2 separate regions of the Homo sapiens genome follow, and region 2 is linked to region 1. Evidence: chromatin contacts called from ENCODE Hi-C or POLR2A ChIA-PET data. All regions are on one chromosome and are shown on one strand. Each heading gives the region's core, a stretch centred on a gene start or an enhancer-like site at or near the end of the contact. The rest is flanking DNA. Distances are from core to core; before and after follow the strand shown. Region 1 has its middle 22 kb from the start of RFK. Region 2 overlaps GCNT1 (glucosaminyl (N-acetyl) transferase 1).

Region 1 (7,033 bases), core at 3,090-5,589:
TTCTTTTTTATTTTTTTGACACAGGGTCTCAATTTGTCCCCCAGGCTGGAGTGTAGTCGCATGATATTGGCTCACTGCAGCCTAGACATCTTGGGCTCAAGGGATCCTCTCACCTCAACCTCCTGAGTAGTTGGGACTACAGCCACACCCCATGCCTGGCTAATTTTCGTAGAGACGGGGGTCTCGCCATGGTGCTCAGGTGGTCTTGAACCCCTGGGGTCAAGCGATTCTCCCGCCTTGGCCTCCCAAAGTGCTGGAATTACAAACATGACCCACTACGCCCAGCTTACACTTTAAACTATTTATTTTCCATTTATTTTACCAACCAATATGTATTTAGTAACAACCCTGTGCCAGACATGGTATTAGCTCTGGTGACACAGTAATGAAGATGGACAAAGTCTGTTGTCATGGAGTGTATATTCTGGAGGGGGATTGTGACAGCCAATAATCATGTAAATAAGATGGTGATGATTGGGATGGGGGCTATAAGGGATTAAGCACTGAGAATCGAAAGAAAGAATGACTGTTGATGTTATACAGATTATGCAGCCATAGAGGAGGCAATGTTGGGACTCAGAAAAGTGATACCCCAAAATATGGTGTTTTGGTATACTGAACTAAAAGAAGCAGCCTCGAGGTCTCTCTGACACCCCCCTCCAGCCTCCACTAACATTTTGTCTCTCCCAAGGCACAGGATGAGGCTCTTCTCTGATATTCCTTTATCACCTTTAAGACTGGACCCACAAAGAAAACACAATTGCCTTCCATCCCCTCTCCGAAATCTCATTACCTATCACAGAAAAGAAGACTGAGTAATGTAACCACACCTGGATGAATTTTTTCACAAAACAATGTCTGCCTTTCAGGCTCATTCAAATTCTAAAGAGAATAACTTACAGATTAATTCCTGTCTCCCAGGTTCATTCATTTCCCCTAAAAATCATTTGCTGCCCCTCAAAATTGTTACACCCTCAACTCCCCTTCCCCTGTGAACAAGAGTATGTAAGCAACTGGACCTCATTTGGGTTATTGGGTAATCCTACCCCTGCAATTCCCTCATGTTTATGCATGTTAAATAAATTTTGTATGCCTTTTTCTGCTTTTTAATCTGCCTTTTGTCAGTTCATTTTGTAAACCACAAATAAAATTCTAAGGCCCACCAACCAACCGTCTGAATAGACCCCCTCCTCTCAGCCAGGGCACTCCAACATTAACCTGAAAACCTGGTGCAAGCCATGATGGGAAGAGAGGGTGGGACATGCCTCATTATACCCTCCTCCCTTTTGGAATTCAGAAAAAGTTGACCAGCATGTACAATCAACACAGACTTTAAGTCTAGTAAGAAACACTTACAATCTGTTTTCTCCAAAGTCTGTTACCTGGAGGCTTTCTCAGCATGATAAAACTTTGGTTTCCACAACCTCTTATTGTAACCCAAATATTCCTTTCTATTGATAGTAGTTCTTTCAACCAATTGCCAATCTAAAATATTTTAAATGTACCTATAACCTGGAACCCCTCCTCCCCTCTCTGCCCACTTGGAGTTGTCCCACCTTTCTGGACTGAACCAATGTATACCTTACGTGTATTTGATTGATGTCTCATGTCTCCCTAAAATGTATAAAACTAGGCTGTACCCCGACCACCTTGGGCACATGTTCTCAGGGTCTTCTGAGGGCTGTGTCATGGGCTATGGTCACTTCTATTTGGCTCAGAATAAATCTCTTAAATATTTTACAAAGTTTCACTCTTTTCATCAACAATTTTCAACAAACCCTTAACAGGATGACGGACGCTTTCCCTTGGCCCCTCTACAATCATACAGGTGGGTGATGTGTGAGCTTTGCCATGATCTTACTGGGGTGCTATGAGTTGCTGAGAAATTACTGAAGAAATTAATGGCCTACAAAAGTGATATGAAAATTATTTTAAACTGAAAATGCCTGTACAACCAGCAGCTACAGAAATAAACATTATCCAAACTTAAGCAGGGCCTCCTGAAAATACAGATGCCTTTGGCTCCCCCACCCACCAAAGGAGTTTCCTGTTGGGAGAATACTGAAGTGTGAATTCAGCTAGCTATTAACATCAGAAAAGCCAACAGTACCTTTCATTCTTCCCCTTTGAAGTTTTAACTCCTCCCTGTTTTGTTCAGTTGACGTAAAAACATTTACCTCTGGCTTCTTATCCAGTTACTCCTTACTGAGTAATGAGTGCATGTATAAATAATTCTTGTTCTGTTCATCCATCTATTGTCAGTTAATCTTCAGGCCCCCAAGCAATTGAAACTAGTGGGTAGAGGAAAATTTTCCTTCCAACACTACATTGTGATACATACTCAGGTGGGTAAAAAAAGACTAGGGCACATTTTGTTGAATATTTGTCAACTTCATTTACTGCGGAGATGGCATTTTTATGTCCATAACCTCTGAATTATAATTTTGAAGAAGGCACTGAGGTAGGATTACATTTATTTCACCCATAGTTATTAAAGCAAATAATTTCATGAGCTTCATAAATAACTATAAACTATTTCAAAGAAAACATTTCTTAACTCATTGTTTAGATTTAAGGCAGATAAGTGACACATTTTTTATCATATCTTCTTTTTTTCTGAGACAGAGTCTGGCTCTGTCACCCAGGCTGGAGTGTGGCACAATCTTGGCTCACTGCAACCTCCATCTCCCAGGTTCAAATGATTCTCCTGCCTTAGCCTCCCAAGTAGCTGAGATTACAGGTGCCCACCACCACACCCAGCTAATTTTTTGTATTTTTAGTAGAGACAGGGTTTCACCATGATGGCCAGGCTGGTCTTGAACTCCTGACTTCAAGTGATCCACCCGCCTCAGCCTCTCAAAGCGCTGGGATGACAGGCGTGAGCCACTGCACCCAGCCAGATCATATCTTCTTAATTCCTAAGTATCACAAAAAAGCTTTTTCATCTTATTCAAAACTTAAAATTAAAAGAAGAATTTATGCCATAGTGTTAGTTAAATACGTAGTGAGACTGGAGAGTTCCCTGGATCCCTTCGTGGGACTTGCAACAGGGGTGTGGTTCGCTTACTCAGCCCCCCACTCAAACCCCTTGCAGGAGGGGGAGCGTGCAGGCAAGCAGGTGCCAAGGCTGGGGCAAGCACTTCTGGGCTCTGGCCCTATGGCAGCATCTAGGGGTGTGTTACAATTAATGCTCTTTTAGCAGTTGCCATTCATGGATGGCTAAGTGTTAACTGGCTCAGAGGAGAGTCAGCACGACAGCATTTTACTCTCTGCCCTCTTGGTATCCTGGTCCTTGTCTGGCATCCAGGAAGAATCAGGTCACATGGACTTGAAGGATGGTGAATGCAGAGGTTTTACTGAGTGAAGGAGGTGGCTCTTAGTGGGATGGGCAGCTGGAAAGGGGATGGAGTGGGAAGATAATCTTCCCCCTGGAGTTCAGCCGTCCCTGGCCAAACTCATCTCGACAGTCAGATGCTTCTTCTCTTCTTTCCTTCTCTGCCATGACACTCTGCTTGTCTGTAAGTGGAATTTGAGGTTTTTATGGGTATGGGATGGGGGGTATGATGGGCCAGGGCAGTTTTGGAAAAAGCAACATTGGAGTGGGAAAACAGGGATGTGAAGTTCTCATTTAGGGCTGTGGGCCCAGGCTTGTGGGTAGGGCCTTTGCCAGGGAACTGCCCTCTTCTATTCAGTATTTCCCTGCCTCCTGTCCATATCAATAATAGTTGGCTGCTGCTTCAGCCCCTGTGATTACCAGGAAGCATGAGAGCAATCTTGGCAGTGGAACAAAAAAACATTGAATAATGATTTGTGGGCACACCATACAAAATCACAATGGAAAGACAAACAGGAAGTCTCAGGGTTTTGGGTTTTTCTTGTGTTTTCTGGGGATAGAGGGGGCCCAAGCATTGTGTAATTAGTTGTCAATAACTTTCTTTGTGAATTCTACATGTGGAAGATCTGTTTCACATGTGCTTTGGCATTGAATAATTATTTTATTGATGCTTTGTTAAAACAAAGATAGAATCCCATTTTATATCTGGTTATGTAAATAGAAAACTGTACACACTGCTCTACTCTTGCTTTTCATGGGAGGGGAAATGGCTTCCCTCTACCCTTCTAGGTTCTTTGGCTAGGCCATGAATTAAATTGACAGATGATAAATTAACAAGAGAAAAATCATCTTAATTACATATGTATGCATAGGACTCTGACAAATATGTGAGACTTAATTCCAGCTTCCACTAGCCATCCTGTCCCACCTAAGGTGGGGGGAAAAATCCAAGGGGCAGAGACAGTATGTGAAGTTCACCGTCAAGGTCAGGTGTGGTGACTCATGCCTGTAATCCCAATACTTACCAAGACTGAGACAAGTGGATTGCTTGAGCCCAGGAATTCAAGACCAGCCTGAGCAACATGGTGAAACTCTGTCTCCACAAGAAATACAAAAATTAGCCAGGTATGTGGTGCGTGCCTGTAGCCCCAGCTACACAGGAGGCTGAGGTGGAAGTATCACCTGAGCCTAGGAAATCAAGGTACAGTAAGACATGATCGTGTCACTGCACTCCAGCCTGGGCAACAGAATGAGACTCTGTCTCAAGGAAAAAAAAAAGTTCACAGCTAAAGGGCACATAAAGGCTTACTAAATGCCTAAGACCTAATTATAGTGCCAGAGGCATTTAAAGGAGAGCAACTCCATCTTGAATAGGAGCTACGTAAAATAAAGCCCAGACCTGCTTGGCTGCCATCCCAGGAGGTTAGGCATTCTTATTCACAGGATAAGACTGGAGGTGAACAGGACTGGTATCACACGTCAGAGGTTGTAAAGACCCTACTGATGAAACAGGATGTGGTAAAGAAGCCAGCCAAAACTCACCGAAACCAAGATGGAGATGAAAGTGACCTCTGGTTGTCCTCACTTCTCATTATATGTTCGTTATAATGCATTAGCATGCTAAAAGACACTCCCACTAGCACCATGACAGTTTACAAATGCCATGGCAACTTCTGGAAATCACCCTACATGTTCTAAAAAGGCGAGGGACCCTCAGTTTCTGAAACTCTTCATCCTTTTTCTGGAAAACTCATGAATAATCTACCCCTTGTTTATCATCTAATCAAGAAATAACCATAAAAATAGTCAACCAGCAGCCCCCTGGTTGCTCTGCCTATGGAATAGCCATTCTTTTGTTTCATTACTTCTCTATAAACTTGCTTTTTACTTTACTCTGTGGACCACCCTGAATTATTTCTTGCATGACATCTAAGAACCCTCTCTTGGGGTCTGGACTGGGACTGCTTTCTGGTAACGATAGGACCATAGAATGCTTCTCCTCCCCTCAAATCTTACCAGCACATCGCTAAAGGTGTACTTTTTGTTGTTTTGTTGAAAGGTGTCATTCAGCAAAAAATGACAAGGCACACTAAAAGGCAAAACAGAATTTGAAGAGACTGAGGATGCATCAGAATCAGACTAGATATGGCAGTGATGTTGATATTACCAGATTGTGAATTTAAAACAACTATGATTAACATAGTAAAGGCTCTAATTGAGAAAGTAGGCAGAATTCAAGAACAGATGGTCAATATAAGCAGAAAGATGGAAATTCTAAGTAAGAATCAAAGACAAATATTAGAAATCAAAAACATTGTAACAGAACTGAAGAATGCCTTTGATGGGCTTATTAGTAGATTGCACATGGCTGAGGAAAAAATCACTGATCTTGAGAATGTGTCAATAGAACCTTCCAAAACTGAAAAGCAAAGAGAAACAAAAAAGACTGGACAAAAAAACCCAGAATATCCAAGAACTGTGAGACAAGTACAAAAGGTGTAGCATACATGTTATGGGAATTCCAGAAGGAGAAGAAAGACAGAAAAGTATAGAAAAAATATTTTAAGCAATAAAGACTGAGACTTTCCACAAATTAATGTCAGACATCAAACTACATATGCTGGAAGCTCAGAGTACATCCAGCAGGATAAATGCCAAAAAAAAAAAAAAAACAAAAAAAAAAAAAACAAAACAAAACAAAAAAAACCCTAGGCATATCATATGCAAACTGCCAAAAATCAAAGACAAAGAAATATCTTGAAAGAAGCCACAGGAAAAAACACTTTACCTATAGAGGAGAAACATAAAATTTACAACCAACTTCTCTTCAGAAACCACACAAGCAAGAAGAGTGTTCTATTTTTCTGTAATTTCATCTTAAGGTCTCTTTCTGGAGAATGGCAGTAAACTCCTGTCCTCTCTCACATGGCTCCAGGAGATTTGGTTGTGAATATTTACAATGTTTCTTTCATGAGATACTTCTTTAGCCTGACAAACAGCTGGATGTCTAAGTGTCTGACCTGTGACCAGGTGTCCCACTCACAGGAAACTTGTTTATAGTGACAGATATCCTTATGGCTCTTGTCTGACCTGTGTCCAGTTTATTTCTACCAAGATAGCCATTCTTCAGAAAAGCCCTGGCCAGGAAAGAAGTTAGGTTTAGATGTGTCATTCAGCTGAGACACAAAGAAAGTAATTCAAACAAAACATGAAATAACACAAGCAGTATATTACTTTCAGATCCCAGAGAGAAGACAGCAGCATGCCCCATGGGGCCAACAGGAAGTAGGGAGCTATTTGGGACGTGTACACTCAATCAGCAGGCAAGGAGCAAGAGAGAGAATGAGGAACCCATGGGCTGAAGACTTTATTGGGGTCTAGGGCATTATCCAGGCAGGTTTCCCTTGGGAAGTTCTAATTAGTGGGTTTAGAGGAAGTAGATACAAGTACATGAAATCATGCTGTGACTGAGAAGTGGTCACTGTGGCATATCTGCACAATCAGTGCAGTAGGGGGTTCAGCAAGGTGAGTCAAGTAGGTTGTATCTAGCTGTCTGATAGGGAGGTGGTCACCAGGAAGCAGTCGTATAAAGCAGATATCTGGATCAACCCCACTGAGGAACTGGGATGAAGTAGAGAACCAGAAGCTGTGTCAAGGGTGACTAAGCCCTGTTTCCAATATGAGAAAATTAAACCTGTG
Region 2 (7,033 bases), core at 2,430-4,929, 58 kb before region 1:
GGCCAGTGTGTTTCCGACTGCCTGTGCACATTTACTGTTACCCCAATTTGCTTAAAGTATAAGTAACAGCGAAACACAGTTTTACATGGAAAAAACCTGTCCTCTCAGGCAGGAGACTTCATTTGCAGAGGCTGACTTTGATGGGCTTGAGCAGAAATATCTGTTTATATATACATACAGAAAACAAACAGTGTTTTTTTTTTTAAATAGCAATCTTCAACCTCATTATCATTGCAGGCCAAAAATGAGAATAAAAGATCTCATTGTCTACTTTGAAATTCCACACTGAAGAGTAATGGACTTTTTTCTTTTTCTCTTTTTTTTTTTCAAATCTAAAAGTAGGCAGTTTATAATACCAAATAGAACACCACGGTTTTATGGAAACAAAATTTTGGATTGGAAAATTAAAGTTCATTTTGTCCCCTCTTAAAGATTAGGTGGCCCTGGGTTTTTGGCCCTGAGGTCACCCATCCTGTGTGTCACATGGGCCACACGTCTTGGGTTTTCTGAACGGTCCCAATTTTAAGTACTTGAGCCTCCTAAATGGCTTGGTCTTAGAAATGCTAGTTCCCAAATTCTAGATTCCTTGTTTTTAGAGATAGCCCTCAAATCTGGATTTTCAGTTTGCTAAATGTGACTGTCAGATTAAGTATCCTTATTCCAGATGGCAAAAGGCTAACCATTAGCAAAAATAAAAAGCACTGTCTCCCCAATTTCCTCTACATGTTCAAAATCCAGCTCAACTCCTTCCTCTGGTCCTTTCCCAAACCACAATGATTGCCCCTCTTTGAAATCAACATCATTCACTGTTGGAGGCCACGGAGCAAAACAGAAGTGTGAAGTCAAACAGAAGTGAAGACATAGCCTATGTTAGTTACTTCCTAAATGCATGGTTTCCGCAAGTTGCTTAACCTCTCTGAGCCTTAGTTTCCTCATCTGAAAAATGGAGATATGGTAATGACTCCTCTCATTTGTTCAGTGATGTTTAAGTAATCTGTAAAGTGCCAAGCACAGTGACTGGTACACACAGCACATGCTCAATAAACAGGAATTATCGTCGTCTCTCACTTCAGCACTGAATCCCACATCACTCTGTCTCCGTGAAGCTATCCATGTGGGTGCTTTGGAGAGCCCTTAGTGGCCTCGGTCAAGTCTCAGGCTTGTCTCCCACACTACTCCGTGGGTCTATTCAATTAGCATGAACTCAAAAAATAAAAATAAAAAACATCAAATGTCCAAATATTACAAAATCCACTTCCTTTCTCCCAAAAAATGTAGGGCAGCATCTTGGATGCTTTGTGTTAAGTGTGCCTTATAGCTCATAGTCTTTTCCAGAGAGGAGCTCTGGAATCCCCCAAATCTTCCTGCGAATATGAATGTTACAGATTCTCTTTTTGGAGGCTTCAGTGTTAAGACACATCAGAGCAACCTCTTCAACCCTCAGGGACTGATTTGTGATCTAAGCTGTGAATGTGCCCTTTAAACAGCTTCATAAACCTGAGCGGCAATCTTTATTCTCCATTTCCACATCATCTAAATTATATTTTGGTACAGTTATTGAATTTGAAATTAGCACTAAAGCCAAGAATGAAGTAATTCTCATTGTAATGACATGAAAAGAGGTATGTGAGATGATGTGGTATTCAAAGATGAGCTGCACCTCAGTATGTTCAGAGAAAGCCGGGCGTGGTGGCGGGCACCTGTAATCCCAGCTACTCAAGAGGCTGAGGCAGGAGAATCGCTTGAACCGAGATCGTGCCACTGCACTCCAGCCTGGGCAACGGAGCGAGACTCCGTCTCAAAACAAACAAAAAAACCAGCCTCCAGATAAATATATTATAAACATGCACTGGAAAAACTGAGAAGCACACACCCAAAACTATTCAGTGAGGATCTTCTTTTTTGGAGAGGGGATGTTTATTCAAACACTTCTGAAATGTTTCCATTTTTTATGTTCACTTCAGTAATTTTCTTTAAAAATTGCCAACTGGGATAAAATGGTGACAGTTCTCCAAAATAAGCTCCAATTAAATATATTTGCAAAGCATATAATTTCCCAAAAACAAAAATCCATTGACAATCTAACTTCACTTACACATCCTCTGCGTTCACGTTCCATGTTCTCTTCTGGTACGTAACATTGCACAATACACTTATATTTTTGCTCAGATGTAATAGCAGCAGGGATTTCATTTTCTATTCTTTTTTGATTTATTGGCTATCAAAATATCATTTGTTTTTGTCACAATTAGTTTATCTTATGGTTGGATATTAAGGGTATTTCCAAATTATACTGTTATAAATATGAACTATGAATAGCTTTGTATATTCATAGCTTTGTTTTTGCTTTGCTTTTAAAGGACTTCCTTGGAATTCCCAGGAATAAGGATTTTAGGTCACTACTTGTAAGTTTCTGTGCCTCTTGTCTGCCTTCCAAATAAACGATACTTATACTGTCCCCAGTAACATCTGGATACCATTTTCTCTACATTTACTATACATTTTAATTATATATAATGTTAAATGACTGTATATGAATATACTGTATAATTATTTTTGCCGATATTGCAACTGTAAAATGGTACATCATCAAGGTTTCACTTTGTGATTTCTTTGATTACTAGTGGCTGAATCTTTTCTTTTCTTTCTTTTTCTGAGACAGGGTATCGCTCTGTTACCCAAGCTAGAGTGCAGTGGCGTAACCAAAGCTTACTACAGCCTCGACTTCCCAGGTTCAAAGCGATCCTTCTACCTCAGCCTCCTGGGTAGCTGGGAGTACAGGCACATGCCACCATGCCTGGCTAATTTTTATATTTTTTGTAGAGGCAAGGTCTTGCACTGTTGCCCAGGCTGGTCTTGAACTCCTGGGCTCAAGTGATCCACCTAGGCCTCCTAAAGTGCTGGGATGATAGGTGTGAGCCACTGTGCCCAGTCCTGAATATTTTCTCTTGGGTTTGTTTACATCTGAGACACAGAAGAGTACAGTGGCAATGATTTCAGCTCTCCAACCGGACTGCCCCAGCAGGAGACCTGGGAGTCATCATTCCCCAACCCAAACTTCAGCAAATTCTTAGCCTCTCCTAGCTTCAGCGTTTTTGTTGTTTTTTTAAAAAACTAATTAACTTTAAACAATTTCATTGGGGAAATTATCATATATACCTTAGAGTTTTTATAAAGAGTAAGTGAGCTAACTTGTAACATGTTTATACTGTATTTGACAAATAATGAGCCCTTAATATTGGCAATGTATTATTATTCATTATTTTCCCTTTTTTGACTTTTGTTCAAATCTGAGCTCATGTCTAAGGGTAACTTTTTCAGACTTCAAAAATGAAAATCCATATTTCCAGTTTACTAACAAATACTTCAATATACTCAATTCTATACTGAGAATCTATTATACAAAATAGATTCCTAGGCTCTGGGGAGAAAAATACAAACATAAATAATACATGCTCCCTGCTCTCCAGGAATTCACTCAGAGGTTATATGCTGAGGTTTCTGGAGGAAATTATAGGCTTGGTCAATATAGTTAGAAACTATTTTTAGAACAATGCATCCATTGTAGAGCTGAAAGAAACTTCAGGAAGCATCTAGTGTTGCTGGAAACAGCAGCTCTGGGAGCAATTACTAGGTCTTCAGGCTAGGGGTGGAGTCTGTGGTCCCATAAATTACAAGAAACAAAGACGTAAAGACAGACAAGTGTCGCAGGGCACAGTGGCTCACACCTGTAATCCCAGCACTTTAGGAGGCCGAGGTGGGCAAATCATCTGAGGTCAGGAATTCTAGACCACCCCGGCCAACGTGGTGAAACCCCGTCTCTTCTAAAAATACAAAAATTAGCCAGCCATGGTGGCAGGCGCCTGTAATCCCAGCTACTCCGGAATATGAGGCAGGGGAATTACTTGAATCTGGGAGGCAGAAGTTGCAGTGAGCTGAGATCACGCCATTGCACTCCAGCCTGGGTGACAGAGCGAGACTCCATCTCAAAAAAAAAAAAAAAAAGAAAAGAAAAGAAAAGAAAAGAAAAGAAAGACAAGATTCTCTGTTGCTGGTTTGGCTCCTTATTTCTTAGCCCTTAAGACAGTCAGGTCTACTGTAAATATTTAAAGACAGAGACATGGTATTCAGCATTTCTCAAACTTACATGACAAAGAAAACTTACAAGAAGAGCATATGGCAAGTCCATAACAAAAAAGTCCATCTAGCCCCAAGTTGCACCCTCCTCTGTAACTCAAGAAAAAGCTGAGGCCCTGGGGCATAAGGGTCAAGATCTAGTGGAAAGCTGCCTTTAACCAGAGCCTGCAGCTTCACCCTTGTGGGTATGTGTTCTTTCACGCTCTACTGCATTCCCTTCACTCAATTCTACTTTTTTGGGAGGGAGGGCCACCCACAGAACCCCAAAAGAGACATCTGACATTTCTTTGTGGTGTCAGTCACACATTCTCTTTTCTCATTTCCTTTTTTTCTTTGAGACAAAGTCTCGCTCTGTTGCCCAGGCTGAAGTACAGAGGTGCGATCTTGACTCACTGCATCCTCCGCCTCCCGGGTTCGGGTTCAAGTGATTCTCCCACCTCAGCCTCCTGAGTAGCTGGGATTACAGGCGAACGCCACCACACCTGGCTATTTTTTTTAATTTTTAGCAGGGACGAGGTTTCATCATGTTGGCCAGGCTGGTCTCGAACTCCTGACCTCAAGTGATCTGCCAGCCTTAGCCTGCCAAAGTGCTGGCATTACAGGCTGAGCCACCATGCCCAGCCCCTAGTCCATTTTTAAAAAATATTTACGGGAGGCTGATGTGGGAGAACCAGTTGAGCTGACTGGGGAGAAGCAGCAGTGAGCTGTGATCATGCCACTGCACTCCAGCCTGGGCAACAAAGCGAGACTGGTCTCAAAAGAAAAAAAAATTTACATCTTATTTTGACCCAAAATAATATTACTGAGCATGACCAATCTACCTCATAATGCTAACTTCTGACATGCTGCAAAATCACATCTACCATCAAAAACTGGTGTCTTTCCTAATAGGAGAATACAGCACAGAGGACATGCCTCAAAATGGTCAGAAATGTCTTTGGAAAACACTTATGTTAAAGGTACTAATTTCCACTTATACATGTTTTTTTAAATCCTGTATTTTTATAGCCATGCCTCTTATTTTCAGGGAACTCATAAGTTTTCTGCCACAAGTAATCAACAACAAAATTGGTGGGCTGTCTATTTCTGACTTGAAAAACACTTCTGCATAGCAGTGAGACATACATGCACGGGTTTTTATCTATACCCTGGGGTTTGTGGAAGTCAAGCGCCCCAGGCAGGAGCACATTCCTGGGAGCAATTCTGGGAGCAATTACTAGGTCTTCAGTATAGGGGTGGAGTCTGTGGTCCCATAAATTACAAGAAACAAAGGCATAAAGACAGACAAGTGTGGCAGGGCACAGTGGCTCACACCTGTAATCCCAGCACTTTAGGAGGCCGAGGTGGGCAAATCATCTGAGGTCAGGAATTCTAGACCACCCTGGCCAACGTGGTGAAACCCCGTCTCTACTAAAAATACAAAAATCAGCCAGCCATGGTGGTGGGCACTCCAGCAGCAGATATAGCATGTGCTTCAGGATTTTTAATTGCAAACCAGAGGTTTTGTTAATTAGCATAAGTAGTGTGAGAACCAGATCCTCACAAGGTGAATACAAGGACTGTGTTGGTTAGCATAACAGATGTGAGAAATGTGTAGACAATGGATGAGATCAGGGGCTCCACCTATATGAAAGGATTAGGCATATTTCAGAGGCAAGTTCTGCATTTACATGAAGAGGACAAACAAGCCTGGCGGGCCCCAAAGTCTGGGATGGTGTCCTAAGCCCATTCCTGGATCCAGCTGCTGATTTCAGGAAATTCTTGATCACCTGACCCCCGCTGAATCTTGGACTAACCAGAAGACGTCTGCAAATTGCACATTAAGTGGCTTTAAAAAAAAATTAATTTTTAATTGACAAATAATAATTGTATATATTTATGGGGTATAATGTGATGTTTTGATAGATGTATACATTATGGAATGATAAAATGTACACATTTCAAGAGAAACAAGACATGTATACAATGTATTTATCACTCTTTAGTTTGAGCATTTTTTTTTTTTTTTTTTTTTGGGACAGGGTCTTGCTCTGTCACCCAGGCTTGAATGTGGTGGCCCAATCACAGTTCACCACAGCCTCGACTCCTGGGCTTAAGCAATCCTCCCAACTCAGCCTCCTGAGTAGCTGGGACTACAGACGCACACCACCACACCCAGCTAATTTCTGTATTTTTATGTAGAGATGGGGTTTTACCATATTGCCCAGGCTGGTCTCGAACTCCTGGGCTCAAGCGATCTGCCTGCCTCGACCTCCCAAAGTGCTGAAATTACAGGCATGAGGTACCACACCTAGCCTAAGCACTTGTTTTTAATCCAGCAGTAATTTTCTTTTCCACTGGATAAACTGGAGGGGTATATCACGAGAAAGAGGCTGTTTTAAAGTTCACCAGCAAGCAAGTTTTCAGACTGCCTTATTTATAAATATATGTATATATTTTATTTACATTATATACATGGCATATCTATACAGTTACATTTACACTTGACTTAGAGTCAAAGTCATATACACACACACAGGACTTGGACTCAAAGCTTTTAATGACAAGCATGCAAAATTTCTTAGTATAGACCCTAAGAGTACCCTTAATATAAGTATGTTTATTTAAAAATTCTATGTATCTACTACTGTTACCAGGGGGTCCTTGCTCCCAGAGCTCCCAAGATGGTGGCAGGCCACTTCCAAAATGGTGGCAAGCCTCATGTTCTCTGACCTGGGGTTCTTGGCCTCACAGATTCCAAGGAATGGAATCTTGGGCCATGCGGTGAGTGTTATAGCTCTATTAGAAGCCATGGGTCATGGAAGAGAACCGTGGAACCCAGTGACTAATGTTCAGCTTGATTAGGATGAACCCAGGCACTTAGCCGTGCAGGAACAATGGCAAGCCTTTAGCCCGA

Evidence for each region. Hi-C counts contacts between places; a loop is a spot of excess contacts on that map. ChIA-PET counts read pairs that join two places held with the same protein, here RNA polymerase II (POLR2A). Pooled maps may share reads with other maps.
Region 2: a loop to region 1 is called in a pooled map, with 4 times the contacts of the local background. The contact joins two enhancer-like sites. A Hi-C loop is called at or near these places in 1 of 168 maps with a recorded cell type or tissue (GM12878), 6 of 37 single-sample maps with no recorded cell type and 5 of 50 pooled maps. POLR2A ChIA-PET finds 5 or more read pairs at or near these places in 5 of 52 experiments (GM10248, MCF 10A, OCI-LY7 and 2 more).

Annotation. Positions count from the first base shown.
Region 1 is chr9:76,412,642-76,419,674 of GRCh38, reverse strand. It overlaps a transcript of GCNT1 not described here. Among named protein-coding and RNA genes, the nearest start is that of RFK, 22 kb to the right of the region's middle. RefSeq lists an enhancer at 1,809-2,390. Within about 2 kb of position 4,339, at least 3 of the 41 ENCODE cell types and tissues checked have a DNase peak (open chromatin) inside an H3K27ac peak, as active enhancers do.
Region 2 is chr9:76,469,722-76,476,754 of GRCh38, reverse strand. The region is part of intron 2 of GCNT1 (glucosaminyl (N-acetyl) transferase 1); the gene reads right to left. Among named protein-coding and RNA genes, the nearest start is that of GCNT1, 14 kb to the right of the region's middle. RefSeq lists enhancers at 4,092-4,171, 4,522-4,791, 5,503-5,572, 5,593-5,682, 5,607-6,268. Within about 2 kb of position 3,679, at least 4 of the 41 ENCODE cell types and tissues checked have a DNase peak (open chromatin) inside an H3K27ac peak, as active enhancers do.